Regions from separate parts of the Mus musculus genome. Here regions 1 and 3 are each linked to region 2. The links are chromatin loops, found by intact Hi-C in ENCODE. Cell type or tissue: left cerebral cortex. All regions are shown on one strand. Each heading gives the region's core, and the rest is flanking DNA. Links, peaks and the distances in the headings are about the cores only. Region 1 overlaps Btbd1 (BTB (POZ) domain containing 1). Region 2 holds the start of Hdgfl3 (HDGF like 3). Region 3 holds the start of Btbd1 (BTB (POZ) domain containing 1).

What was found. Hi-C counts contacts between places; a loop is a spot of excess contacts. Peaks named below come from ENCODE experiments on the same cell type or tissue, not always from the same donor. Only the 100,000 strongest peaks of a DNase experiment are listed, where the experiment ranks them.
Region 1: it touches region 2 in a loop (2.5-fold over the local background); 10 of 42 quality-filtered maps call a loop at or near these places.
Region 3: a loop joins it to region 2, with 8 times the contacts of the local background. A loop is called at or near these places in 10 of 42 quality-filtered maps.

The regions. Positions count from the first base shown.
Region 1 is chr7:81,810,142-81,820,589 of GRCm38, forward strand. Btbd1 (BTB (POZ) domain containing 1) reads right to left here. Exons shown (of 8, transcript NM_146193.2): 2 at 8,054-8,210; 3 at 5,774-5,879. Among named protein-coding and RNA genes, the nearest start is that of Btbd1, 14 kb to the right of the region's middle. In left cerebral cortex, for the core only: no CTCF peak of the experiment used is centred there; no DNase peak of the experiment used is centred there.
Region 2 is chr7:81,932,654-81,942,194 of GRCm38, forward strand. It overlaps Hdgfl3 (HDGF like 3), which reads right to left and starts at 1,806. Exons shown (of 6, transcript NM_013886.4): 1 at 1,286-1,806. The coding sequence starts at 1,369. In left cerebral cortex, for the core only: a CTCF peak has its summit at 1,883; DNase peaks (open chromatin) are centred at 61, 727, 1,206, 1,806 and 1 more place; H3K4me3 peaks cover 2,532 bases; H3K27ac peaks cover 2,280 bases.
Region 3 is chr7:81,822,470-81,832,917 of GRCm38, forward strand. Btbd1 (BTB (POZ) domain containing 1) reads right to left here and starts at 6,962. Exons shown (of 8, transcript NM_146193.2): 1 at 6,504-6,962. The coding sequence starts at 6,922. In left cerebral cortex, for the core only: no CTCF peak of the experiment used is centred there; DNase peaks (open chromatin) are centred at 3,115, 3,410, 3,970, 5,481 and 4 more places; H3K4me3 peaks cover 3,173 bases; H3K27ac peaks cover 1,631 bases.

The sequences.
Region 1 (10,448 bases), core at 2,120-7,119, 120 kb before region 2:
TTTAAAAAAGAATAAATGAAAACTTAAAAAAAAAAACCTAAAGGAAAAAAAGACACAAGAAAATGTTATTTCTATGATCGAAGATAGGCAGAATTGATAGTATAAAAACATGACTGGAAATAATCTACATATTCAGTACAATCTCCATCAAAACATTCCTCACAGAACTAGCACAACTCTAAAACGCTGATGGAAGCACCAAAGTCCTCATATTAGCCACAGTGATGCTGAGTAGTCATGCTGGAGGACCACATCAGAGGCAGCATGGCACAGACCAGACACGCAGACCAACTGAACAGAATAAAGAAGGTGTGATATATACACACACTACAATTCTAGTTACCCGTAGAAAAGTCGTATTTGCAGGAAAATAGATGGGACTGGAAATCACCTTAAATGAAACAAACTGGACTCAGAATGTCCAATATAGCATACTCTATTACGTGAGCCTAAATTTTCTGGGCATGCATGTATATAACTGGAAATGGGACCATGGAATGGCAACAACAGACCTTAGTGGGAAGGAGGAAAGAGAAGGTAATGGAATGGATGTGCCATGGAAGCAGAAGAGGGCTTGTTGGGGGGGAAGAACAGAGAGCAGCAAGAGGAGTGAGGAGATGGGTTTTAGTGGGATGGGAATAAGGAGGCACTACTATAATAACATCCAGTACTTTGTATTAGCCAACTCATAAAAATTATTGACTTTATCTTTAAAATACTAAAGACACTAAAGGAATTAAATATATATACACACACATATATGACACTGTCAAAAATAAAAGGTATTCTAAAAAAACTATATATGGTAAGCATAACTCATCACTTAGAACTCCTGCTATAGTCATGTCATTTATTAAGCATGTTTAGATAGCCAGAAGATTAATATTAAGCAACATATAGGGGATGGAGAGATGGCTCAGAGGTTAAAAGCACTGACTGCTGTTCCGAAGGTCCTGAGTTCAAATCCCAGCAACCATATGGTGGCTCACAACCATCTGTAATGAGATCTGATGCCCCTTATGGGGTGTCTGAAGGCAGCTACAGTGTACTCATATAAATAATAAATACATACATACATAATATTTTTTAAAAGCAACATATAGGCATCAAAGTTACTCACAAAAACTAATGATGATTACAGATACAATCCATTCAGCAAATATTTATTCTGAAGCATACACTGTTGTAGGTACTCTATGCAGAGATAGATCACTGAACAAAAGTGAAGTCCTTGCCATCACAGAATTTACTTTCTGGCTTAATTAACAAGTGTGGGATGACTGTTGTAAAATAGCAAGGGAGGAGTCAGAAGTTCTGATTTAGATTGGAGCATCTACAGAAGTCTCAAGTTTCCAAGGCTTGCTGCACTACCTTTTAAATTTAATTAAAAGCACTCTATATTTATACATAGCAGAAATCAACTAAAGCATTACACGTGAGTAATAAATCATTCAGAAATAAATAAAAAATGATTAAAAAAACACATTCTGCAATCTATACATTCACATTATAAATCAAATATTTGCTTATCAATGGAGGGTAACATTGATATTAGTCCTTAGAACAAAGTAGGGGTTCAATAATATGTTAAAAATTGGTTAAGTAAAAATTTCTTTAAAAAGTTATATCTACTTATTATTTCTTGTGTGTATGTTATTATAACCTGTACAAGTGGTAACATGGGACTCACAGGACAAACGGTGGGAGCACCTGAGTCCTGGGCTAGCACCGGCCAACAGCCCACCTTTCCTCATCCCAGCATCCCCAGGATTTGTTTTTTAACAAATCAAACTTTTTAAATTTTCATTTTTGTTGAGCAAATTAGTTCAAACTAAGGCTCTATGTAGCTTTTCACAATTCAATTAGGTGAAGATTAACATACTTTATTATTTTTTTGGATTAAATATACACAACAAGGGGCTGGAGAGATGGCTCAGAGGTTATGAGCACTGGCTGCTCTTCCGGAGGATCTGGGTTCAATTTCCAGCAACCACGTGGTAACTAACATGTAACTCTAGTTCCAGAGGATCTGACACCCTCATGCAGACATATATGCAAGCAAAACACCAATGCATATAAAATAAAATTAGATAAATTTAAAAAATACACAGTGAGCATAGCATAGTGGCTAACTCCTATAAACCCAGCCTCCAAAGGCTGAAGCAGGAGAATCACCACAAGTTCAAGGCTAGCCTGGACTACAGAGACCCTGTCTCAAAAAATGAACAAACAGCCGGGCGTGGTGGCACACACCTTTAATCCTAGCACTCAGGAAGCAGAAGCAGGAGGATTTCTGAGTTCGAGGCCAGCCTGGTCTACAAAGTGAGTTCCAGGACAGCCAGGGCTATACAGAGAAACCCTGTCTCGAAAAACCAAAACAAACAAACAAACAAAACCAACAACAACAACAAAAACCCCAAACAATATTTAATCTCTTCAATGGAAAACAGACCTCTTGTCTAATTCAGTAATAACTTTGAGTTTAAAATAAACTTAAATTATGGAGTATGATACACACCACATCATTCTCTTGTCACAGTGCGAATTTTTTTTTTTTTAATTTTGAGTGCATGCACACATCATAGTGCACAGGTGGGAGCCAGAGGAAAACTTCCGGGAGTTGGTTCTCTGCTTCTACTATGTGGGTCCTGGGGCTCCACCTCCAGACATCAGGCTTAACCTCAAGCACCTTTACCTGCTGAGCTATCTTGCTGGCCCAAATTCATTTTGTCATATCCGTGTTAAAATGATTCTTTCTCCTGAAGTAAAAGGTAAAACATCTCTTTTCCTCTAGAACATGTGCTCACACCCTAGAGAAGGAAAAAACATCCCTGTCCTCTTAGTCACTACACGTTCTCTTGAATTCCCAGGGTCAGTAAGTGCATGTCAGGCAAATTGGCCTACAGTGTGGAAATAGGTGAAGAAACAAATAGGTCCTATGACAGGATTCTATTGGCAGATGTGTTAAAAAAAATTATAGCTGAGCCTAAGATGATAAAAACACAAGTTATGGGTCATAACATAATACAACACCGGATGTTAAACAAATCAGCAAATCTACTCAGCTAAGCACCCACACTTTAAGATTCCCAGGCTCTTAGATTTCATCCCAGGGATAAAAAATATAAAAGCTATTTATAAACCAGTTGCCACATGTAAAGCACTCAGAAGCAGGTAGTGTGATTTCACGATTAGATGAGAAACAATGGAGCATTTGACAGCTTAACAAGAAACAATTAAGATTAAACAATGCTTCATTAACAGCTCAACACTGCACTAGCCCTTGCCCTTCAGTAAAACACAAGGTGTACACTCTTCCCAGGCACTGAGCACAGACAGGCGAGCTGACAATCAACTGTCAGATTAGCTACAGAAGCAGCACACGCCATGTCTGGAAAGGGTAAGGGGTCAGTGCTTACACAACTCACTGCAGTGGTCTAAGCTGAGCTAACTTGTATTTTAAAAGGACCATCCTGGCTTCCTGACTGAAAACTAAACACATTCAAAGAAACAGCATTTTATCACAGCTGGTCAGGGTATTAACTCAACGTGTACTATGTTCTACTGTCCTCTGTGCTACAAATACAGTGGTAACCAAGACAAAGGCCCTGCCTTCATGGAGCATACAGTCTAGGAGAGGAAAGCAGACAACCAACACTTAAGGAAAGATAAACACCTAGTTAAGACTCGCAAATAGCAATAAATATGAGGAAAATAAAGCAGAGTAAAGGAACAGGAATTTTATTTAGTTATTTAATTAAGTAGGTCTGAGATCATCTATCTCAAGTCTCAGTTAACCTGTGAGCTGAGTAATTAAAAACAGGCAGCCATATAAAGATCCAAAGGAAAAGGAGTCCAGTCCGAATGAGCAACAAACACAAAGGCTTGAAAGGTAGTGACTCCTGTCGAGTGTAAATGAACAAGGATGGATGAGAGGCAAGAGACCAGCCAGCTGTGCTACGTTTGCGCTGTTAATTACAGTTATCGTCCCTCTCGTCTTAGGCAGTAACTAGTCTGTACATCCTACCTTGCCGTCAAGTCAGTTGGATCATGTGACTGAATTCTGGACAATGAAACAAGGGGGCTATTTCTTTTAGACCCAAGTGTTTTGTAACATGGATATTTTCCCTCCCATCTGCTAGCAAGATACAGGCAGTAATCAGGCTACCTGCTGAGGACCATTACATGAACACAAAATAACCTTGTTTTGTGTTTGAGCCAGACAGCACTTTGGAGTTTGTTACTATAGCCAAGCCTAGTCTCTGCCTTACACAGGGTCTGGTCTTCTAGGATTTATGAAAAGTTTGAATTGTATTATTCCTGCAGTGGAAACATAAGTAATACAATCTGATATTTTCAGTTATGAACATCATTCTAAGGCATCCCACTGAGAAAGAATGCTGGCTTATATGGTAGCAGCAGATAAGAAATGGTCATTTGTAGGATTTGTTCATAAGTGAGGTAATGGGTACCTACTGGTGAGACTGCATGTGGGGTAATAAAAAAGAATAATCAAAGACTAAGTTCTGGGGTTTAAGCTTGAGCAATCAGGTCTAAAAATAAATATATTTTAAAACATTTCCCGTTGTAAATGAGAGGAATACAAAGATTTCTGAGCATCAGACTTCTTGGTGAAGACTAAAAACAGCTAGAAAGGAACTGAGGAAGTCTAACACAGGGAAAGAAATTAACATTTCTCTTTTGACTGTTTTGTATGGAATACCTTTTTTTAAAAATGAAGCAGGCAACCGGTATAAGAGTTTCAATCCCAAAAGAGAGGGACTGATGACACCTAACTCCAATTCACCATAAAAAAATAAAGCTATGGAAACTCGCTTTCTCCTCCTGCAAAACAAATCCTAAGCCTGTCGACTTCCTGGTCCTCTATCGTCTGGAGGCATCAGCCAGCTCTTCTCTGCCACATACTTCCTGTGATTCCGCTGTCTCTGATGCCTAATGCTGTTGTTTTAACTACTGAGGGATCTTGCTTCTTGTGGTGCTGGGATTGGAAACAGGGTCTCCTGCATGTCAGGCAAGCAATCTATGACTAAGCGGTATCCCCAGTCCAAGTGCTAGCCATTCCATAAGGCTCTTATCAGAACCTCTCTAGTCATAATTTTCCTAACACAACACCAATTTAAGGTAATGTCTCTAATTTTTTGTAGTTATCAAGTAATTATTTTCCACAGATATGATACCTTCTTAGAATGGCTAAAGTTACCGTTATATGCTAGCTTATCTACTAACATGCTAAATCCTAATGTTCACGTATTTTGTTCCTTGGCACCTCTGCAGTTATTTAACAATACGATCACATTTTACTCTTCTTCTTCTTTTTTTAAAGATTTATTTATTTATTATATATAAGTACACTGTAGCTGTCTTCAGACTTTTTCTTCTCACCAGAAGAAGGCATCAGATCTCATTACGGATGGTTGTGAGCCATCATGTGGTTGCTGGGATTTGAACTCACGACCTTCGGAAGAGCAGTTAGCGCTCTTAACCACTGAGCCATCTCTCCAGCCCCATTTTACTCTTTTTATTTGCTCTAGGACAATCCCATGAAGATGGTGAACAATCTTAGTTATTTGGTACTTTTTGGGACACACCCAGGTAGTGAAGATTCTCAAGAGTACTGTCACTAAGATGAAAGAAAGTACACCTCCTTAAGGACGGAGACCTTCAAATGTCGGGAGGAAACACCAATTGACACAGTTTTCCAACAAGATAGTGCTGTCTCCAAATGAAAACATTCTGACCAGTAGGAACTCACCTATGTCAATATCAGTAAACCCCTCCGCACTGATTGCATCCACTGTGCTCTTGTCTATGGTGTCCAGACAAAGACTAGCCAGCTGGGGCTCATCGAACAACCGCGCCTACACAAACAGACAAATAGTCATCTTACTTTCAGGCACTTCCTCAGACTGTGTACAAAGTTGATACTGTATACAGCTACAATTGCTATTTATGCAAAATACTGAGAATGAGAAATGGAAGGCTAAAGAATACTAATGTGTCACAATATCAACGGTCTTGTTATTTTTACTTTCATATGCGTATACATTACAGCCTAATTTTTATGTATTACTTAGTCTGATCCTTAAACTCTCAGATTAGGTAAAGGACATCAAACAGTTCGGTGGTGTATACATACTTGTCTAAGATCTAGTTAGATATGCTGCTGTCTAGTACTTAAAACTTCAATCTTACCATCACTGCTAACTAGTACACCAACTGTCAAGAATAAAGAGATCCTAAGTTTTTTTTTTTTTAAAACATTTCCTGTAGTGATGGGAGCTGTGTAAGAATTTTAGAGGTCCAGGCACCCAACTAATTAACTACATCAGGAATGACACCCATAACCTGACATGACTGATGGGTCTTCACTTAATTTTGAGTAAAATTCTCTTCTTAAAGATTTATTTAGGGCTGGAGAGATGGCTCAGCAGTTAAGAGCACTGACTGCTCTTCTGTAGGTCCTGAGTTCAAATCTCAGCAACCATCATGGTGGCTCCCAACCACCGTAATGAGATCTCACCTGTATTTACATATAATAAATAAATAAATGACTAAATCTTTTAAAAAAGATTTATTTTTATGAGTGCTTTACATGCATTATGTATGTGTACTGTATATATGTGTATTGTCTGTGTGCCTGGCACCCGTAAAAAACAAAGAGAGCATTGGATCCCTTGAACTGGAGTTGCAGAAGATCAAAGACACTATCTAGGTGCTAGAAACTGACTACGCTGTTCCTCTATGAGAACAGCAAATGCGCTTTAACTGCCGAGCCATCTCTTTAGCCACAGTAAAATTAATTTTAAAGGATTCAGTAATTAAGTTTGTGTATGTGTGTGCACATATGTACAGTACATGTGAGCATGTGTGTATGGGTATATGCCCAATTATGTGCACACAGAGGCCAGAGGAGGATGCCCAGTGCTTTCCTCTATCACTGTTCACTATATTTTTTTTGAAATAGGGTCTTTAGAGACCTGAACCTCAACAGCTGAGGGAGGCTGACTGGCTATTACCTGTCCCTGTCCATCAATGCTGATGTGACACTTTCACGTGAATTTTAAGAGATTTGAATATATATATCCTCTTGATTTTATTACAAGCACTTCACTGAGTCATTTCTCCAACCCAGATTCAGCAATTCACATGCAACTGAACAAATGTTCTCCTTGGATTTACACATTGGACTTGTTTATATTAATTTGCTTTGCCAATCTAATTTTAGCTTTAAATAATAAAAAACTATTAATTACTTTATGTAATTTGAACACACACAGACATCATATCTATCTCCAGATTACATATCTAAAAATTACTTATTGTATCTGTTCATTCGTTCCCGCCATACAAACCTCTCTTTTGCAGGGAGAGCAAATCTATTTATGGGGGGTGAGGTGAGCCAGCAAAGTAAGCTGCATATGTTATGGACTTTTAAATTTCCTACCAACGAGGACAGTCTCACATAACTTTAATCATTTGGTAAATACAAAATTAATATAACATTTATTAGTTTGCTGGCTGATTTCAGCTCTGTAACTTTGACTTGGTCCTATTTTTGTAACATTTTTACTTCTAGTATGGGATTCCAGTCAATAACCAGAATTCATTCATCCTTAAAGAAATTTAGTACATTATTTATTTATTTATTTGGTTGGTTGGTTGGTTTTTCGAGACAGGGTTTCTCTGTGTAGCCCTGGCTGTCCTGGACCTCAGAGATTCGGTGTCTCTGCCTCCCAAGTGCTGGAATTAAAGGCGTGCACCACCACTGCCCAGCAATTTAGTGCATTTTTATAAAGTGAAAATCTATCAAACTAATTTTTGTTTTGTTTTTTTAAGACAGGGTTTCTCTGTGTAGTCCCGGCTGTCCTGGAACTCATTATGTAGATATGGCTAGCCTCAATCTCATAGAAATTTGCCTGCCTCTGCCTTCCAAGTGCTGGGTCTAAAAGTGTGTGCCACCCCTGCCCAGCTTAGGTTCAATTTTTTTTTTAGGTTCAATTTTTAAGCTACTATTTTACCTACATTTACTTACCTGAGTAAGCAACATAAAGGCATTATCTGCCCTAAGATGTTTGGTGAGAAATTCTACGCAATGTGCTTCCAAGGCAGGGACTGCATATTTCTTAGCAGTATAAAGAGTGGTCATAACGGTTTCTGGACCAATTTGAACTTCGTCTGAATACAAAAATCTAAAAAGCAATTGGAAAATTCAAATAGACAATCGGCATTGTTTTAGACAAGCAAGCCATCAGAATTAAACTTTAATGAGCAAACAAACAAAAGAAAAAGAAAAACAACCCCCTGAACTTTGCATCGGGTAAGCAGCACCTGCACAGACTCTGATTCCTACTCCCCAGAGTACACAGTATTCCCATTCCCACTAGGGTGGCAGTGCTCAGGAGACAGGCATACAAACACATGTCCCTAAATCAAGCCTTGGGCTCCTTGTAGCACTCCACAGCTGCTTACAAGAACAGTGGATCACTAATGTCTCCCTCATCAAAGGACATTCACTTGAGTAAATCTACAGCTGACTAAGGTCACATCTCCAAATGTTAAAAGATTCATTTATTTCTTGGTTTCAGAATCTTGTTTAAAACCTTTTGTAGCCATTCCAGAATTAGCACAATGACCACGGATTAGAGTGCTTTAGAGGTAAAATAATTTAATAATCCACTTGACCTGTATCCACAGGTTGCATATCAGTGGACTCAACCAAATGTCTATCAATCAGTGAGAGAAAAAAAATAAAGAAATTGTGTGGGTTTGAACCAGTGCTATCATTTATTTAGTGTGTGGTTTTAAGCATAGTATCATGGTGTGACTCTCTAGAGATGAAAATAACAGTATTTGTAATGTTGCAGTGAGAATGAACACAAGTTAAAACATAAAGCATTTTTAGTAGAGCCCAACAAAAATTAACCTGGGTATATGTTAGCTGCTCACTAATATATGATCTACTTTTCTTTAATTAAAAAAAGTTTACTTTTGTATTTTGGAATATTTCTTTCTCTGTGGCTTTGTTTGATTGATTGGTTGGTTGGTTGGTTTTCAAGACAGGTTTTCTCTGTGTAGCCCTGGCTGTCCTGGAACTCACTTTGTAGACCAGGTGGGATTAAAGGAGTGCACCAACTGGCAGAATATTTCTTTCCCTTTGCTTATAGCCTTACTTTTCTCCCCAGCAATCACATTTAAATTTCTAAAAACTCCCACCTTGTTCTTGATTATTCCTTTTTCTTCCCTTCACAACTATGTCTTAGTTTTAGAGATACAAACCCTTTTCTCCTTTCCAAGATGCATAGCAGAAACCTGAAGTCTTCTTTTCCCTCAAGTCCATGCTTCCTTGAAATTCATATGCTGTTTGTCATTCACATTGTGATTTTCTGTGTGTCAAGTGGTCACTATCTCCAAGTTCAGTAATTAGTAGCTGGTCTGTATCCAGGTTTTAAAACATCTTGAAAATGCAAAGGCTAGGGTGTGAGTTCTGGGTATGTGGAAGCTGCTCACCAGTGCCTGGCCTTGAGATCAAGAGCCCCTCCTGTCACTGTGAGAGCTTTATTCAGAGGTTCCAAAATCACACCAACAATTCTGTGTTGCCAGGCAGTTTCCTTACATTTACAGGGGAACCTTCAGCTGTCACCAGCACTTGGCTGAGGGGCAGTCTTTACAACCTCACGGAGGCTTTATATAAATTTGTGTCTTAAGCATTAGGCTTCCCCCACCCGCTTCTTTACTTCCAACTTGGAGTAGGGGGGTTTCTACCAGACCCACCAGCTGCTTCAGCCACTCTCATTTTATCCACACAATTTCTAAGTACACTGTCTATTTTCTATATGTTGTCCATTCCGAATCCTCTCCTTTTCTTCTAACAGGCATACTGTCTTTCGTATTTATTAAGTCACTTTAATTAAGAGAGAGGTAGAATACAGAGCAATTGTGATAAAAACTGCATGGTACTGGTATAGTGACAGACAAGTAGACCAATAGAACAGAATTGAAGACCCAGAGATGAACCCACACACCTATGGTCACTTGATCTTTGACAAGGGAGCTAAAACCATCCAGTGGAAAAAAGACAGCATTTTCAACAAATGGTACTGGCACAACTGGTGGTTATCATGTAGAAGAATGCGAATTGATCCATTCCTATCTCCTTGTACTGAGGTCAAATCTAAGTGGATTAAGGAACTCCACATAAAACCAGAGACACTGAAACTTAGAGAGGAGAAAGTAGGGAAAAGCCTCGAAGATATGGGTACAGGGGAAAAATTCCTGAATAGAACAGCAATGGCTTGTGCTGTAAGATGGAGAATTGACAAATGGGACCTCATGAAACTGCAAAGCTTCTGCAAGGCAAAAGACACTGTCAATAAGACAAAAAGACCACCAACAGATTGGGAAAGGATCTTTACCCATCCCAAATCGGA
Region 2 (9,541 bases), core at 1-5,000:
AAGTGCAGGCAGTTAAAATGATTAGTTCCTAACAGTGCCTGACCCACTCTCCAGATCCCCTAAGTTCCTGGCCCAGTGTCCTTTCCATTTTAAAATCATGCCAAAACAAACGAGTTCAAAATGATTATGTCTATCCATTACCTCAACTACACTGATCTTCAGCCTGCCCCTCTTGATGTCACTTCCTTGTGTGAATGGGTGTACTTTCCCCTTGGTCTTGTTACCTTCACTTTATCACCACACAACACGAGTTCACGCTCCCAAGCTCCCAATTTCTGTCAGCTTCTCCCTTGACTATTTTTGTTCCTCAAGAATACCCAGCATTGTCTCCAAACTGCTTTAACTATCTTTTAACTGTATTCTTTTCAGTCAGTCAACCGCCAGCTATTAAATTTAAACAAATTGAAGGTGAAAGTGATTGTTTTTTTTTTTCAACATAAGGTGCGCACAGACGCGGTAGTGCTTCTTCCTCAGTAAGGATCGGAATAAAAATACTGAATGCTGTGTATTAAATGCAGATGCTTTCTAGAGAAAACCTAGCGACAGTCTTGCTGTTTAGGAAGAAGAGAGCTGTCGTGGGTTTGGTTCGAGGCCAAGAATAAGGTTCGGGAACCGACCTAAAACAAATATGGAGGTGAAAAGGCACAAGGAAGCTCCTTGAATTCACCAGCCAGTGACAGGCTATTTGGTGTCAGTTTCTAAGAACCAGGGCACCAGGGAGGCAATGGACAATGAGAGGGCAGGTGAGGCACAGGGGATCGCGCCCAGGAAACACTCAACAAGTCTGGAAGATGAAGGATGCTCTGAGATCGAAGATTGCTACCATGAGACTGCCGCTGGCCTCTGCACGACCATCCCCTTTCCCAGGACTGACCGTCACCGGCTCTCGCCGGCTGGGGGACAGCCTTTCGCTCTCCTACCTGCCTCGACGTTCGCCCGGATCAGGGCGTCTACTCAGGACCATGCTGGGAGCCAGCCGGCGCCTCCACCCCGGACCCGCTTCCCGGTCCCCGCCGGCTTCCATGAGGAAGGCGACGTCGGGCCTGTCCGGTCGAACCCGCCTTCGAACGTGGGCGTCAGGATGGCCGCCGAGCCGGCGAGGGCGCAGCCCGGAACCTTCGCCTCGGCCCGGAGCCCGGTGCGCAGCACAGCTCGCGGTTCAGCCCAGGCGGCGGCCAGGCGCGAGGCGGGCTCGAGCCGAGGTGATGGGGAAAGGGGGCGGGCGCGCCATCATGAAGGGAAAATGGTGGGCGGGCGGGCCCGCGCGCGCGGCCGCCGTACTCACCCGGGCGGGCCAGTGCGGGTAGCCCTTCATCTTGGCGAAGACCAGGTCTCCCGCTTTGTACTCGCGGGGCCGCGGACGCGCCATCCCGGTCGTTCTCCTGCTCGCCGGTCCTTGGCCGCCGCGAAGATGCTGGGAGGCCGCCCCTCCGCGGGACGACGGAACCGCGCCGCGCTCCCCGCGGGGCCTCGAGCCGAACGCTCGAGCGGCCGCTCCGACGAGGGAGAGCGGCGAGGCAGTGGCCGAGGCGAGCGGTGGGCGGGGGGCACCGCAGGCCCCGCAGATCCCCGCCCGGCTGCGGGGGATGGGAGCCCGCGTCCGGCCGCGCCGAGTCCCGACGCCGCCGCTACCGCCGCGCGCTGCTCACAGGAGCCGCGTCGCCAGCCTCATGCAGCCGCCGCCTCCCCGCCGAGCTTCTGGGTTCCGTGCGAGCTCCGGGCCTCGCGCCTCCTCCGAATTCCTCCTCGGGCAGCGACCGCAAACACGATCTTATTATTGTTCTCGCGCGCGCTCAGCATTCCCCCCCTCCACCCCTCGCCCGCCCCGCTTCCCTCCCCTCGCGCGCCGGCCGGTTAATTCCTAGGTGCACGGCCGGCTTTCTCGGAGAAACCGCGCGCGCCGCCTGGCTTGCTCCGCGGGCTGCTGGTGGGCGCGTCCTCCCGCAGCAGCGAAGCCGGTGCCCCGCGGGTGGGAGCGCCTACTCCAAAGACGCCCGCCGCCTGCTCTCTTTTGTTCTTGGCCGGGAGCTGCCTGGTGAAGCCCAGCCAATCACCACCCGGCCGCCCCTCTTTCCCCTCCTGCTCGCGCCCACCCCCTGCGGACTGCACCCCCTTTCTGACTGCCCCCTACCCGTGGGCCACTTCCTCGGGTGCTCTCTGGTGAGTTGGGGGAGAGGGGGGACAAAGGCTTCCCAGGCATGGGGGATAGCTGCGCAGGGGACTCGCTGCCTGGTCAGTAGGTACCTGGAAAGAACAAGGGCAAGGTTCTTGCCCCAGGTCTGCCTTAATGATGCAGTGTGACCCACCTAGGGCAAGCGACTTCACTGGAGTCAAGGCCAGTCCTCACCGACAGGATGGCACAGTCGGGCTTTGAACATGGATCTATATGGTTCAGTGCCCATAGCCTAAGTTATGCTTCTCTGTGTGGGGCCTTCATGGGCCAATAATTTTGGGGCAAAGGACTTACCCTGACAAGTCAAATCAGTTGTTTTCAATTCTGGTAACATACTGGAGAGCAGCTTCTAGAGATTTCTTTATACAGGTTAGTAAGTCTACGACAAACGTGTGCATTCACCATTGTTTTATTTGGATTTCAGCTGACTGCTTTCAAAAAGACATTTTGGGAGTGAGAATCTTTATAGCATTCTCCTTTGTGAGAGGTAAATAAAATAATTCACTCTTTTCTGCATCTGCTCGATGAATGGATGAATGCGCCCTGTGGAAGATCCCTGTGATCTTGCCTTCTTTAAAAGGTCCTCTGGTGCTGCACCTAGTTGGGAAGACAGCTCTCCTTTGTGAATTGCCCTCTTTGCCATTTCTCCCCTCTGTAGAAAGTGGGTTTTCCAAGCATCTGCCCCACTCACTTGTGCTTGAGAGCTGTGCTTACCGCAGCCTCTCCGTGATGGGTTTCCAGTGGCCGGCTGTAGAGTCTGGAGACATTCCGAGGAGCGTTTACTTTGTTCACAGTACTTGGCTGTTTCTTTTTTTGCATCTCTTAATTCTCCAGCACCCACCCCTCACCTTCCCTATAGGCTCACCTTGTCCTCTCTTGCGCTGCAAAATTAGTCTAGGTTTTTTCCCCCGGCTGTGATAGCCCGAGAACGAGCTTGTCACGTCTACAAGTCATATCACACACATCCTAGGTGCCATGTCAAAGCCGCATCTCTTGACAGGCCACCAGAGCCCTAACTGTCCAAAGCTGGAATGGCCGAGGCTGCCTGTGGGCTCTGGGCGGTCATGAGTAGGGGAGAGAATCAGTGTGGAAGCCATGCAAGGAAGTTAAGCTGGAAGTGATCATAATTGTGTTAAAGAGTACTCAGGTGGCCAGAAGAGAGGTTGATCTGAGGGTGCGGGGCTGGAGCGGGGTTTTCACTAAGAGAGAGAAGACGTGGTCTCAGCCATCTTGCTAACTCACAAGTGGCAAGTAGTAGGAAGAATGGTGACTAAAATATGGTTCCTTTGTTTCCAGATTAAGTAACGGGATCTTTAGCATCTGGAAAGGCCAGGCAGTCTGTGAAGAACAGGCAGGTTTGCAAGATAGGGCCTGGCCCTGAGTGAGTTTTTGATGTGTTGAGATTTCTGTAGGTCATATTTAGTGGGCTGTTGGTTAATGTAGAAATTTGAATGATGTCAGTATACGAGTGGCTATTGAAGCTCTGGCAGAGCCCGAGGTCTGTAGAATGAGAGAAGCGACAGACAGGTCACCAGAAGACACTTGGAGACAGGTCACCAGTGTAGTTCAACATAGAGGAGAACCGTCCTGGGAGCCAGAGAGTTAGAGCATCTCTAGATGAAAGGAAAGGTCTCAGTAGATGGCACAGAGAATGAGTGAGCTGTTAAGGAGACGGCCCATTCATTATGCTGACTGGGAAGTCCCTGGTGAGCTTGTTGGGAATGAAGAGTTGTGGAAAGAAACCAGAGCGGAGACTTGAGGTGCGTCAGAGGCACAACTGTGGAAGCAGGAAGTGCAGACGGCTCTCATTCTCACCAGCGGAGAGAAGTCCTCGAGGAGGCAGGGAGAGGGCTAAGGTTTAGTGTGGCTTCGTTATTTGTAGAAAGGGGAAAGAGCTAGCCAGACTGTCAGAGGGAGGCTAAAGGGGACCATTGACAGGACTTGGGTTATTCTGAGAAGGTGGACATTTCTCCCAACCTTCGTCTCTTGTTTCCAATTGAGCTTGGCCTTACTGCTCAGCGCATAGTATTGGCCCAACTCTTGTGCCCTAACCCAGCCAGACTTAGTAACACAGAAACAGGGAATCCCCATCTGTGTTGATTTGGATGATCATCAGGGCCACCGCACGCCTGGCTAAGAGCCTGTCTGTCTGTCTGCAGCCAGGTTGGATGCAGACCACTGTCCTGCTGAAGCTCTGACTGGTTTCTCCAAAGGACTGATGCTGTGGAAACTCCAGAACAATGCTCTATTCAACTATCTAGCAGATAATATGAAACCCTTTAGAGGTATCATTAGGACCATACAAAAAAACCTGATGTATTTATTTATTCTGTGTGGTCCCAGAAGTTGGTCTGTTTGTTACATTAGCACTTGAGAGGCAGAGGCAGGAGAGTCAAAACTTTAAAGCCAGCTCAGGTACAAAATGAGTGTGCATCCAATCTGGGTTATATGAGACCATATCTAAAAAAACAAAAACAAAAAATATTAATTTTATTTCTAAAACTTGGAGGGAAATCCATTTAAAAATGTAATACTATCTATATTCTTTGATTACTTTTAAATTTAGTATTCTTAAATCCCCTGGGCTAATAATTTCTCTGCCTCTGGCTCCATGATTTACTTTCGCAAATCTTTATTTCATTCATCTCCATCCATGTATTTGGAGCTGATCCTGCTTTTACCTTCTCCTTCATATCTTAAGCTAGCATCCAGTAAAGTTCCAGTAGTTCCTTCGCATCCTGCCCTTAAATTTGCCCATTCCAATCGCCAGAAATCTATTTCTTTGCCTGAAATTATGTGTGAAGTAGAATATATAGAGATAATTATATAAAATTATATAAATGTAATTATATATTACACATTTTATAATTATATAACATATATAATATTATGTGTCGCATATATAAATTGTATATATTACTATATATTTATGTATATATTTGTATATAAATATAATGACATATGTATATATAAATAAAATTTAGACAGTGCTGAGCACACAGTAACTGCTCTTTAATTGTTAACATGGACTGGAAAGGGAGTCTGGGAAAGCTGAGCCTAATCCAACACGCACAGTGCATCAGGCCATTTCCACTGATTTTGCTACTTGAAGCATCTCTTAAATGTCTGCCACTCATCCCCAGGTCTTATCCTCCTTCAGAAATAATTGGCTTGTCCACACTGACATCTTGAAAGTCATAGCAAACTGCCTGAGAGAACCCCCTCATCAAGTGTGAATTGGAAGCAGTGTTAAATGGACGGAAGGCCCTGAAAAGCCTACGTGGGCTAGGATGGGGAGAGGTTAGGGGCTGGCAGTATTAGCATCTGAGCATTGGAGTAGGGGTGGGTAACATAAGAAACCACACTGAGGCGACCAAGCAGATAAGCAGAGGATGCTCTCATAATAATCTAGGACATAGTAAAAGCCTCTGAAGACGCTGCATGGACTGCCCGAGATTGTTGCAGGTCTTGGAAACTCTGAGACACAGCTTAAAACCAAGGTCATTTCCACTCTTACTCCTTCACCGTCCTGTTCCAGACTGAAGAAGAAAGTGGATAAGTTTAATAAATTAGTTGCTACTTGGGAAGGAGAGATTCAGGATGTAGAATACATTAAACACTCAAAGACTCTGCAAAATTGCCTATCATTTTTGCTAGCATTGTTCTAATGTTAATATGCATGGTTATGAAGAAAGCATTGGATCAATATTAGCATCCATTCCTTCATCTTTTCAGTGAATAGTTGTTGAATGCTGGTGTGTACCAGTCATATTCTAGAGACCTAGGACCACAGAGAGCAAAGAGTGATGGTGCCAGATGCAAAGCCACGAAAGTAGTGGTACAGGAGTCTGCGGGCAGAGGCTGAGATTCTGGGTATCACAAGGGGATGTGGAGTGAAGGGTGTAGAGGAAATGATGTTTTGATCGTTCCAGGATCAGACATCCAGAGGCATAGTGCTTTCACTTTTATTCTCTTAGAGTCCCAACACCATGTCAAGAATTAGGAAAATTTTGATGCTGTGGAAAGGGCATATGGAGAGAGATGGTGGCCTAGTTAGCTTTCACTGTCAACTTGACACAGCCTAGCCAGTCACCTGAGAAAGGAGTCTGAATTGATGGACTGCAAGATCAGACTGGCCTGTGGGCATGTGTGTGTCTGTGGGGGGTTGTCTTGATTATGATGTGGTGGTGGGAAGCACATTATTGGTGGCAGCATTTCCGGGGCCGATGGCTCTGGGACATGTAAGAGAGCTATGTAAGCATGAGACTGCCATTAAGCCTGCAAGCAGCATTTCTCCATGGGCTCTGCTTCAAATTCTTGCTTGAGTTCTTGCCGTGACCTTAGTGATGGACAGTGACCTGAAAGTGTAAGCCCAAGAAATGTTGCTTTTAGTCATAGTGTTCTATCACAGCAGTAGAAAGGAAAGCAGAATAGATAGATGATGGGTAAGATACCGAAAAGACAAAGTGATAGAAAGTGAGGAGAAAGAAGCCTGAAGAAGCCATCTCTGTCTCCACATTTGAGTTGCCAGCCATGTGGGTAAAGCCATATTGGTTCCTTGTATAAACAGGAGTTAGCTTTTCAGTGGCTTTTTCAGCTGCCTTTGAGAGTCCTCTGTTATAGCAGCCTAAAAATACTTAGTAACAAACACATGGATTAAAAAGTATTTTGTATGCCAATCATGATGACAGCTTAATCTTATCATAAGATCATTGGGACACATAGGCAAGATGTGTCTACACAAAAAAGATGTGCAAAGCCTCATTATCTTCAGAGATACAGCACAAGACAAAGTGCTGATTTATCAGCAGAAATAAGTAGCAGCCTAAAATTCTAAATCAAGTTAGCTTTCAAATAAAGGAGAAATAAAGACTGTAGAAATAGAAATCCAGAGAACTCATCAACATCAAATTTATACTAAATGAAATACTAATGAGAGACAGTCAGGCAAAACCAAAGTGGTCCTAAATTGAAGCAGGAAGATGCAGAAGAAACAGACAATTGAGAGAACAAATATCGCAGTAAATCAAAATAAAAATGGAGTGCTTTGATTAGGCAGTGATTGCTTACTTGAGCTATATATGGTGAATTAAGAATTCATAAAAAGGTGGCAGTGGAGATGATTCAGAGGTTAAGAGAGCTAGCTGCTTTCAGAGAGAACCTGAGTTTGATTCCCAGCATTCACAGGACAGCTCACAACCATCTGCCACTTCAGTACCAGGGGATCTGACACCCTCTTCTGGCCTCTATGGGTACCAGGAAAACATGTGGACACAGACATATCCAGACAACACCCCCATGCATATGAATCAACTTAGCTATAAATATTTTTGAAGAATTCCTAAGGAGGACTGAGAGGATGCCTCAGTGAATAATGGGCTTGTTGAACAAGCATGTGGAACAGAGTTTGGATCCCTAGACCCATGGAAAGGCTGGGTACATTTGGTGTCTTGTCTGTAGTTACAATGCCTCTAAGGTATGTTTGCAGGGTAGCGATGGATCCCCTGAGAGACCCATCCTTGATGAATGTTGCAGTGGAAGCAAGGAATACTCTCACCATCAGCCTTGGGCAACCACATGCATGCACATACACTTTCATGTGCACCCACACACAGAATACACACACGGGGAACTCATGAGGATTATGAAAATGTATATATTCAATCCAAAACATGGAGTGGGGAGGGCTGGAGAAGTGAGTCAGCAGTTAAGATCACTTGTTGCTCTTACAGAGGAGCTAGGTTCATTTCCCAGAATCCACAGGCAGCTCACAATCTTCTGTAACTCCAATCCCAGGGGATCCAACACCCTCTTCTGGTCTCAGCACTCACTGTACACACATGTGGTATGGACATACATGCAGGCAAACCACCGATAAACATAAAATACAAATAAAGGTTGACATTTTTAAAAAAATCACAGTAGCCCATAGTTTTTTATGCAGGGATTAAAACTTTAAATGAGGCTGAAGGGTCTACTCAGGAGTTAAGAGTGGCTAGTGCTCATGAAGAGGACATGAGCCTGTAACTTAAACTCCAGATAATCTGATGTCTCTGGTCTCCATGGTTACCTGCACTCAGGTAAGCACACAGACACACACAGACACATACAGACAAACAAACAAACACATACACACACACACACACAATTTAAAAATCTTAAAAAACACAGGATTGTAATGAATGGAATAAAGAGGTCTACATTCTTAATATATAAAGAATTAACAAAGGCAATAAAATACTAAATTTTAACAAAGATACATGTGACTTTTAGGATAACTACCAGTGTAATAATAATTAAATGCTCAGATTAATAAAAAGAACCCATGCTCCTAAATGGGGAAAAGTGAGAAAAATATCATAGAATATGAAATAATTACACAGAACCTATAAGTTCATGTACATCAATGACCACACCATAGATAAAGTGACAAATTTTCCAATTAAAAGATTGCCAAACTGAATTTAAAAGGCAACTTTATACCACTCACAAGAGATTTCTCCCACTCTTCTTCTTTGACAAAGTTTTACTTGTCTTCCAGGTTGACCTTGAACTCACTATAGTTACCCTGCCTTCCAAGTGTTGGGATTGTAGATATAAGCCATTACTCCCAAGGCAGAGAGATAGCTTGAATACAGACATTGAAAGGTAAGATGATGGATAGGCAAAGGCACTTGCCAATTCAAGTACAAGTGGCTCAAACAAAATATCAAACAAAATAGACTGTAAGGCACAAAACATTACTATAAATTGGTAGTGCATAACCAGGAGTGATGGCCACCAAGTGTCTACCACCATCGACATTTGACAATACCTAAAGATAGTTTTGATCTTCGCTGTTTGGGCTGAGGATACTACTGCCATGTAGTTTACTGAGGAAAAGGGTGCTATTAGACACTCATTATCCTGCCTCTATATCAATATGCTTATTGGAGAAATGCTGCTACAAAGAGATAGTATACAAAAACAAGGGGATCAATAAGTGAAATCCTTAGTTTGTATAGATTAAAACGTATCTCAAAATATATAAAGGAATATGACAGCAAAAGAAATAGATGAGTTTACAGTCATAGTTGGAGATTTCTATATAATTCCCTTCGGAACTGATAGAATATATAGATTTTTAAAAAAAAAAAATCTGTGAGAAAGGTTATATAGTTCAATCGTAGAGCACTTGCTTAGCCCCGGATTCCATCACTAGCACTGCAAAAACATTAGTAAGGCCATAGATAAGTAACGAGTAGAGCTGTGAAGATGGCTCAGTGGCTAAAGCCCTTGTGCAAGAATAAATTGGTGAGTTCAGATCTTCAGAACACAAACCCAGATGCAGTAGCTTGCTCCTGTAATCCCAGCGTTAGATGGGAGGTT
Region 3 (10,448 bases), core at 2,712-7,711, 110 kb before region 2:
TCATTATTACTCTCAGTATTAGAGTACAGATTCCCTAGGTAGGTTGTTTGTTTTTAAGTCTAGAGACATCATGAATTGTAACTGATCAAGCAAGTTTCGGGGGTTTTGTTTGTTTGTTTTTTATATTTGTTGCTAAGACAATTACAAAGGAAAGCTGTGGCTTGATCACAATATACTATTTGTTTTGTTTGGTTGGTTGGTTTTGGTTTTTTGAGACAGGGTCTCTCTGTGTAGCCCTGGCTGTCCTGGAACTCACTCTGTAGACCAGGCTGGCCTCGAACTCAGAAATCCGCTGCCTCTGCCTCCTGAGTGCTGGGATTAAAGGCATGCACCACCACGCCCAGCTCTAGATTTCTTGTAAGATACTTTAAATTATTTTTGAGAATGCAAGTTAAAAGTAAATACTGGACTATAAACAATAAAAAAGAGATTTCCTCTCCCCCTATATTACCCAAGGAGCTAAAGGGAACTGCAACCCTATAGGTGGAACAACAATATGAACTAACCAGTACCCCGGAGCTCTTGTCTCTAGCTGCATGTATATATAGACAAACAAAGTATGGGCATATTTAAGTTTTAATAAGTGTGTATGTTAACACACTAGGCAAAAGTTTCTAAGTGACATCAATGTGGTGGTGTGGGTGTATTTTAATTTTTTTCTATTTCTTTTTTTCTTTCTTCTTTTCTTTTCTTTTTTTGTTGTTGTTGTTTGCTTTTGAGACAAGGTTTCTCTGTGTTGTCGTAGCAGTCTCGTGCCTCGATGTGTACATCAGGCTGGCCTTGAACTCAGAAATTTGCGTATCTCTGCTATCTAAGTGCTAGGATTAAAGGCAAGCACTACCACTACCACCTGGCTGGTATTCTTATTTCTAATAAGAAAACTTACTAAAAATCTAGGAATCATCTTGTTCATATTTCATTTACATATGTTCTCTGAAATAATTTAATCAGTAGGATTTCTTTTTATTCAAAGATCTATTTACTTATAAAATATTACGTATACGAGGCTGAGTGAGTTTTTGTACCACTTGCAAGCAAAAGCTTGCAAAGGCCGCAAGAGTCCTAGACTCCCTGGCATTGGAGTTATAGGTAGCTGTGATCTGTTCTGTGGGTGCTGGGAACCAAATCTTGTTGCCGATAAGAGCAGTAAGTACTCTTAATCACTGAACCCCCAATTATCTCTAGTCTCTTAATCTCTAAATCTCTTAATCTTAAGAAAAACTAAGAAAAATACAACTAAAACGTAAACATGACATTACCACAATTCTTTGCACTTGAATTTTAACTATCAGTCTGCGTACATGATATCACAGTATGTATGTAGGTAAACTCCACTGTGAAACTGGCTTTGCCCTTTCACCTGTGTGTGCTCAGCTCAGATTGCCAGGCTTGCACAGCAGGCACAGAGCATAGGCACAGCTCTTTGTATTCTCAACAGACAACTGAAGTTCCCAGACATAACCTTTAAGGACAGGGACATAAAGCACAGAGAAATGATTGTATGTCAAAGTATATCTGTTTCCTTATCTCCATCCCAAAACAAAGATGGTCTCCAGCAAGATAAGAGCTAAGGCTATATTTAATACAATTTAAGAAATTTTTAAGATAGGGTCTTCTGTAGCTGTTTCACGCTTTGACTTTCTTTCTGATCCTCCAGCCTCCACCTCCCAAATACTGGGACGTGTGCCTCCACATCTGGCTAATTAAAAGAATGTTATGCATATGTGTTCTTGTGTGGGTGCATGTATGTGGTGGGTGGGTGTAGAGGTCAACCTCTGCAATAACATCCATGTCCGCTGAAGGCAGAGTCTCAGTAGCTTGGAACTCACTAATTACATCAGACAGGCCAGGGAGGCCAGGGTTCCTCCTCAACTAGCCTTCCCAGCACTGGAACTCCAAGTACATGCCTGCCACATCTGCCATTTTGATACAGGCTCTGGGAACCAAATTCAGGCCTCAGATTCCTCCAGCCCTGAAATTAAACTATTTTTGAAAGGATAGAGTGAAAAATTTGACCTCGAATTAGAAAAAAAGGTTGTATGGGGGGGGGGGTGCGAAACAGGGGGCTGGGGATCATATCTAAAGAACTTTTTTTTAACCAATGATCCATTTTATTCAAAAACATTTTTGAGGGACTGTGTATATCATTAGGCACTGTAATAGATAACAGAGCTACAGAAAGAGTAAGATTTGTTCCATAGTAAGTTTATATGAATGCTTAAAAAGTAATGCCGTAAGAACAGAAGTTTCGACCGACACTAAGACACACAGTCACTTAGGAAGCCCACACTAAGTCATGCCTTCTAATATTAATGCTGCTATATAGATCTTTGCTGGCTTACACGATTCCCATTCACCATTAATCAGCAAAATGCAGCATCAAAAACATATCAGTTTAGCCTACACTTTAAGAACACCTGGAGGGCTGGAGAGATGGCTCAGCTGTTAAAGGCTAGGCTCACAACCAAAAATATAACAACACCTGGAAGCTCCTATGTTTGTTCAAGAAATCAAGCTCGCTGAAAAGACCTCAAACCACTGAAAACCATGCAGAATCTGAGCCAAACCTCCCTATGACCGACCACAGCCCTGGGTGTTATCTGAAATCCAGTCTTGGAACCTTAGAGATATGCCAAACAACTGGGTGATCCCATCAACCCACACAGCTCTAAAGACAATGAAATGACTGTTTAAAACCACCAGATGTTGGAATGGTTTGTTCTAGGGTAACATGTAACCAAAACACGCTGAGAGATTAAATGAGCTAGGGTACAAATTTGCCTGAAGGGTAAAGGAACAGTGATTTAATCAAAAAGTAAAGCCCAAAATTACTACCTTAAGTATAGTAATTACTGTCTTTTAGATAGAGGCTATACAGTTACAAGAGGCCTTGGAAGGCAGGCATTAAAATAAGGAAAATGTCACTAGTAGTTAGGTGGGACATTGAATAGATAAAGGGGCAAGGTGGTACCACAATGGCCTTTAACAGCTGTAAAGCATTAAACTTCCCCCAACAGACAAGTTCCCAAGTGACTAGGAGAGGGACTGTAGAGCTGGAGTGAGAGCCAAGTCCAAAGACAGCAGGAGCTGGAGCTTGGCCAAGGAAACGAACGTGGAATTCTCCAGTGTGGTCGGAAACTGAGACATCAGCCCCAAAGAGGGGCACCCAAAGGACAACCTGAAATCAAGGCCAGAACAGAAGCCCCTCCCTGCCCTCAAGGAATCCTGAGTGAGAGTGCATGCATTAGTGTGATTAGTGATATCCAGGGATATCAACAGCTTACACCTGTTATCATACCATCAGGAATTCACTTTACCCAACCCTCAGTACCATTTAACAGCTAACCATGTTCTATAGCTGTCAAAGTTTTCCACTCTCATTTCCCAAATTCTCTCTTTGACTTGCCTCTCAGGATGCCCGGCTGCCTTCCTTTCTCATCTCTCTGACAGCCGCCTAGTTTGCTTATCGCTCCCTTTCCCTTCCTCCAGCTCTATGCAGGCCCTTGCAGGTCTCAGGCACCCTGTACCTTTCACAGTCCACTACTTTCCCACGTTAACGCTGTTCTAACTTCCTGCAGCTCCTTGGCATCTCCTATCTAAATAGAGCACAACAAAACCTCTTAATGTATATGTTACTTGGAGGTTCCAGTTCCTCCAGCAACAGGCAGGTGAGGATTGTAAATGCGAATAGGGTCTCATCACTCCACTGAAAACCCTGTTTTCTCTCAAGCCTTCTTCCTCAGTCCCCCAAATCCCTGCCCGGCCTATCTCTTTAATCACTATCACCCATCGCTTTCTTTTTATCTACTCAAACCTCGATAGTTTACTCTTGTAGTTTCTCTGGCAGAAGAGATTAAGGCCTAAAACACGCCCCCACCCCCTTAAAAAGTTTTCTCTGGTATTATTTCCTTCCAAACCCTGTCAGCCTGGACAGTGTCCACTGCCGACTCCTACACTGAGAAATAAGCTACGCAGGGAGACACAGTGTACGTCAAATGAACTAGAACACCATTTGTAAGTGAGAGGGCTTTAAGTAAGCAGATTATTAAAGTGTAAAACCTAAGTTCAGAAGCCTCGACGTAATGGTAGTTAATTTAGGTTGTAAAAACAGTAAAAATCTGCCTCAGCCACCTCACTTTTCCAGTTTAGCAAGCTCCACCATTGTTGTCACACAATGTTTTAAAGATAATCAATGCCTAAGTAAAAATTAGTCTAGACATGCAGTTCAGAATAGAAAAATGACCAGGACCTGACTATCAGGAAAATAATTTACTTAGAGAGCAAGAAATCAAATGGCACTGTATATTTCAAGGGCTCTAAGTTAACTTACTTCCTATTAAAACTGATTAGCACATTCAATGAAAATACAAATAAAAAACAAAAGTATGAAATAGCCCCCTCCATAATTCTATTCTAGCCCTATCAATAAAAAGTGCCTAGTAGTTTAGCTCTATGGTTCTCAAGGTTAGCTAGTGTAAACTTCACTTAGAAAAAGTATTAAAATGCTTTAAGGTTTTACCTCCAAAAATGATACCAAAAGGAGACATCTACTAATTTATTGTCCCAGTGGATGGTACAGGTGGAAAAAAAAAAAAACATTTTGTTGTATTTTTTCCTGCATGTGTGTGGAGGCAGGTACACAGCAGCTCACATATGAGGTCAGAGGACAACTTGTAGGACTAAGTTCTCCCCTTTTACTACAGGGCCACAGGTACCTAAGGCCTTCTTCCTCTAGGCTTGCAACAGGAGCCTGTACCCACTACGCCACCACCTCTCTGGCCTATCATTTTAAGGAAGGCTTCTAAACTACGTAATTTGCTAAGCAAGCTATATCCAGTCTTCCTGCTCAACTTCAAAATCCAAATGACTCAAATACTAGCAGGTAGGCTGCACACCTATCCCCATAAATACAAATTCAATGCTAGAAAATCTGAGGACAAAGAGAGAAAAGGGTACTATCGGCTTTTCAGTTCAACACACCTTGGCATACTGGTCTCTCCTTCTATCCTATCTCCAGGTATATAACATTTGCTCCACTCTTTTTCAGTTGTTACCATGGTGCATGAAATTCAAAATGCTAACTTGAACCCTGCCCATAATATTATCTGATTTTCATAAACTTCACAGTGACTGCATTATATTCCATCAAGTGGACCTATGATTGTTACTGATTTATTTATTTCCTTGGCTCAACTTCTTTCTACATTCTCGTGAAGAATGCTGTAGACACCTTTTTCAATAATTTAATGTTTTCTAAGTGTAGAAAAAGTCTAAGGCATCCAACTATTTTTCAAAGGCTTTTTTTTACGATAATCTTTCTCGGAAAGTGTTCCTTCAGTCATCTTTTAAATTTTTTGGTGGGTCAGCACTCAGGGGGGGTAATAAGTTCGCTGAGTTCGAAGCCAGCTTGGAATACATATCGAGCCCCAAATCGGCCAAGTCTAAATAATGAGCCCAGGTCCAAGAAAATAAAAGCCAAACCCATATCTCCGCCCCCAAAAGGTGGGGCTCATGAAAAGGAGAAAGCACTTTACTGTTTTAATTTGCATTTCCTCATTTACTAATGAGGTCACACATTCCTTGGTTGTATTTTTTTCTTTTCTATTACATCTTGTCCTTTATCCATTTATTGATGGGAACTTAACATATATTTCTTGTGTGAACTTTATATTTCCCTCCATAAGCATCTTCTTGAGGAAGCTATGAGCCTCTGTGGACTCTTGTGCTCCACTGACTTGCCTGTTTACGTCAGAATTACTCAAAATCTGCTGTCTTAAAAACAACACTATACTCAAGCAGCCAACACCATCTTCGGTCCTCCGGGAGCTGGCTCGATTACCTTGGACAAGTCACTTTTCTGGGCCTCGGTCCCATTTGTAAAACTGGGGTAAAACAACAAGATATGCCTCCCTAACAGTTAGGACTGCTGTGATTAACAACGCCACAATGCCACTACCTTCCACTAAGTAGCAAACTAATCAGCTATCAATCAATCTCCTATCCTCAGATCATCGGAGAGCAAACTCGAACACTACTAGCGTGTTTTAGAATACAAAAACCGTCACCTTGACTGCAGAAACTTGAAGCAGGCCAGCCTGATACCTGCTATGGCTATTATCTTCCAGAGTCCTGACAGCAAACCGTGGAGACCCTGACAACCCCAGTCCTCTAAGACCCTTCATCCACCCGGGTCCTTAAACAAAAACGAATCCTGCAAGTGGGTAATCGGGACAGCCTATCTCGTCTTCTAGTCTGCCCACTCGATTATGAAGCCCGGGCGACAGACAATTCCGCTACTGGAATGTGACAGCACCCTTCAACGGCAAAGCGCCCGCCACCGCCGGGAATGGCGACACTGACCGACCTTCCCAAGCATCGCCTGCCTGCCGGGGAGGACCCGAGGGAGGCCGACTCGCCCAGCCCAAGGTCACTCGGGAGTCGACGCAGGCCGGGCTGGGTGCCGCCACCCTCCAGGCCGCCGGCTCCGCGCGCCCGCCGCTCACCTCAGCAGCGCCAGGAAGGCGGCGGGCTCCACGTCCGGCAGCTCGATCTCGGCCGACGTCGTGGCCATGCCGCCGTTGAACATGGCGTCGAAGACCGCGCTGCCGGCCGCCAGCACGAAGCGGTGGGCGGGGATGCGCTGCGGGCCCCCGGCGGCCGCCGCGCCTCGGCCCTTGCCCAGCACGAAACGCACATCGCTCAGCAGCTCCGAGTTGAAGAGGAAGGCGAAGCGCTCCTTGAGCGACGCCTTGGTGGCCTGCCAGTTGTACAGCGGCTCGCGCTGCAGGGGCAGCAGCGGCCCGAGAGCGGACGGCGAGGGAGCCGGTGGCGGCGGCGGAGGCGGCGGCGGGGCCGGAGGGCCGGGCTCCGCCTCAGCTCCGGTCGCCGGCTCCCCGGCCGCGGCTGACCCGAGCGAGGCCATCCTCCTGCTGCGCGGCTCCGCTCAAGCTGCGAGCACCCGGCGCGCCGCCGCCATGGTCGAGCCGCCCCGAGGCCGGCACCGCCCCCCTGCCTTCCGGGAAAGGCGCTTCCGGCCGCGCGCGCCCGCCCTCCCGCGGGGCCGCGTTGCTGAGGCGGGAGGCGCGCGGCCGCGAGAGGGTTGAGGGGCGTGCGGGCGCGCCGCGCTGATTCCTCAGGCCGCCTCCCGCTCCTCCCTTCAGGCTCGCCTCGCTCCCACCCGCGTCACCCTGCGAGGACGCCGCCTCAGCCCGCTTGGTGGATGAGCTGGACGTGGAAGGACCTCGAGGGCACGGCAAGGGAGTCTGTAGAGGAGAGACAGACACCCTGCTATTCTAAAGGCGGGATGGTGGCCCTGTCACAGCCCGGATGGCTGCATCACCCTTGGAAACCCCAGGCGGAGCTGAGAGGCTAGGAAGTCCACTGATCCCTCTCCCCGTCCGCAGTCTCTTTCTTACCCCTTCTGACTGTCGAGGCTCCACTCCGCCCTGTGAGAGAGTTCCTCTGCCATTTCCATGTCTAAGATTGAGGGCCTTCTTGCTCAACTCTCCTAGGCCTTGCTTTTGGTTCCAGTGCAGAAAAGCACTGGAACCACACCACCTTATGAGCCCTAGGATTTGAGTTGAGATTGGCTCATGCCTGTAATCCCAGTAAAATGGAAGGTTGAGGCAGGAACATGGCTGCAACTGGGAACCCAGCCTGGGTAGCAAATGAAGACCCACACACACACGCACGCACACACACACACACACACACACACACACACACACACACACACGTCTTAACTCCTTTCCCCTCAAAAACAAATGGGAAGGGTGCTGCCAGCTACATATCTTTGGGGGCAGTGTTCCTGTGTGGTTGTCATTATGTGGGAGCCTTTCTTGAACCCTGCAGCAATAAATAGATCCTAAGATAAGGCACTTGTTATAGGCAGAAGGAAAAGACCCAGAAAATGATTCTTTACGACACGAGAATAACTGGGGGGGGAGGGGGGGAACCTTCCGGCTTACAGATGTCAAGCAATCTAAGAGTCCTACGCTCCGAGTTTATAGTGGAATTGGACAAGAAATTTAAGCTGATTCTTTGAAAACAAAAGCAAGATACCAGAACCTTTCCCCTACCCCCATATTTTAATCTCTATTTTTAGGAATATTAAAAAACTCCGAAAAAGCTCTACTATTAATTTTGAAATATATACAATTCAATTCTCTGTTATGGGACTTTAGAAATAGAGTTGCAGTTGCCACCAAGCCTGATGACCCGAGTTTAATCCCAAGCACCTACAAGGTAGAGGGAGAGAACTAACTCCTGCAAGTTATCCTTTGACCTCTTGATGTCTAGTGTGACATCCCATAAAAATGGAATGTAATTTTAAAACATGGCTGGGTGTGATGATGCATACCTTTGAACCTGTGTCACAGGGGTTCACTTAGCTCTGTGAATTCCAGACCAGCCAGGGAGACCCTGTTCCAAAAATACTAAGTAAATAAAAATACCCTACAGGGCCAGAGAGATGGCTCAGCAGGTAAAGGTACTTTCTGCTAAGACTAAAGAACTGAATTTCATCCTGAGAGAGACCGATTGGCTGTCCTCTGCACTCCACAAGCACTGTGGTACTCCAGGATATGTATAGATCTACAGATACACAAAAATGAGTAATTAAAAAAAAATAAACTACAAAAAGAGCAGGGCACAGTGGCCCATGCCTTTAATCCCAGAATTAGGGAGGCGGAGGCAGGCAGCTTTCTGTGAGTTCCGGACCAACCTGGTCTACAAAGCAAGTTCCTACTCAGCCTGGGCTACAGAGTGAGACCTTGTCTCAAAACCAACCAACCAACCAACAACAGCAAAAATTCCAAAACTAGCTTCTGTCAGGTCCAAAGCTCCACTTCCTCCAAAATGGCAATGCTAGTGACATTGTCCTAAACAAGGATTTTGGGTAAACAGAGGATTGTTTATCTGTAAACAAGCCTAAAGGTTTCTATTTACTAGAAAAGCAGATCTCTTAAAGTGGTTGCTATTCACCAAGAATCTCCCTTAATCTTCCAGGAATCTGCTGGGTGGTAGTGTCTCAAGCTCACATACACACTTAGGCTTTAATTCTAGCAGGGAGGCAGAGGCAGGTTGATCTCTAAGTTCTAGGCCAGCCTTATCTACAGAGCCAGTTCCAAGACAGCCAGTGCAATACAGAGAAACCTTCTCCTAAAAAAAAAAAAAAAAAATTAAAAATCCTCCAGAAACCTTTCTTAATCTTCCCCCAAAGGTCAACTACCTCAGGCAAGGGCACCTAGTTTGAGATCAACCCAAACAACCTCTATCAGCTCAGATTCCCCACCCCTATGATGGTCACATAAAATCTACTGCTTTTCCACCATTTGCTCTTCTCTCTGCCCTAAATCCCCCTTGGTAGTTTTTCTGAGTCACTGTTTATATCTCCATTACTATGTTTTAACTGTAATTGTAAATGAAAATCTTTAAAACAATGAGTTCTTGTTACAGAAATACATAGACTTATGGGTTTAGCAATAATGTTATGGATAGCACATCAGAGATGTGACCACTCAGATACAGTTTATAGCCAATTCCTGATTCCAGTTGTTTAGGACCACACCCAGGCATTAGAGGACCTAGCTGTGGCCCTGAGTAGCCAGAACACAGGATTTTTGATGTTTTGAAGACAAAACCACTTACTGACATTTTGATAGGCCGCAGAGGAGTGGGGGGCTTTGGGTAAGCAAACCATTGTACAGAAATGAAGATAAGCAGTTAGCTGGAGGGGTTTCTGCACAAACAGGCAGGTTAACAGAAACTAAGGTAAGTTATCCAGGACATTTTGACCTTTGTTTCCAGAATAGAGTTGGTAATTTTCTATGGGATTCTTCATCAAGGAGATCAAATTCTAGCTAAAACTGAACTGGCCTCAGTAAGAATACAAGATGGAAGAGCCTTTGCACTGTCTTCTGTCACAATGTAGCAACCCACTTCTGGCTCATTCTCCCACCCACAACCGTACAGATATGAAAAATATATAAAAGAACTCTTGTGAGGGCATTGCTGAAGGAAAGATTATTCTGATACTTTAATAAAACACCATGGAATACTTTCATTAAGATTGATACAATGGGGCATTATAACAGAAGAAAAATTAGATTCAGCTGTGAATTCAGCAAAGCTAGCTAGGAATTTGTAGCCTAAGCAAAAGAGTAGACACATGGAAACTTTTAAGAGTATACATGAAGGCTAAGAGTTGGATGTTTGCTAAGACTGAGCTGGGCAGACCAAAAACAGGACAGGGGCCTTAGCTGACGCCTATTTGACGAGAGGGTACGGAAGAACCTTCCCAAAATGCCAAGAATTCGCAAGATCAAGTATCAGCACTATACAGTAATGGATATAGAGATCTTGAAACTTGAGGGGACAGAATCTTTCAGAGAAATGGACATCTGGTCAGTTTTTACTCTTGAGAGCATTTTCTGATTTATTTCCCAAGC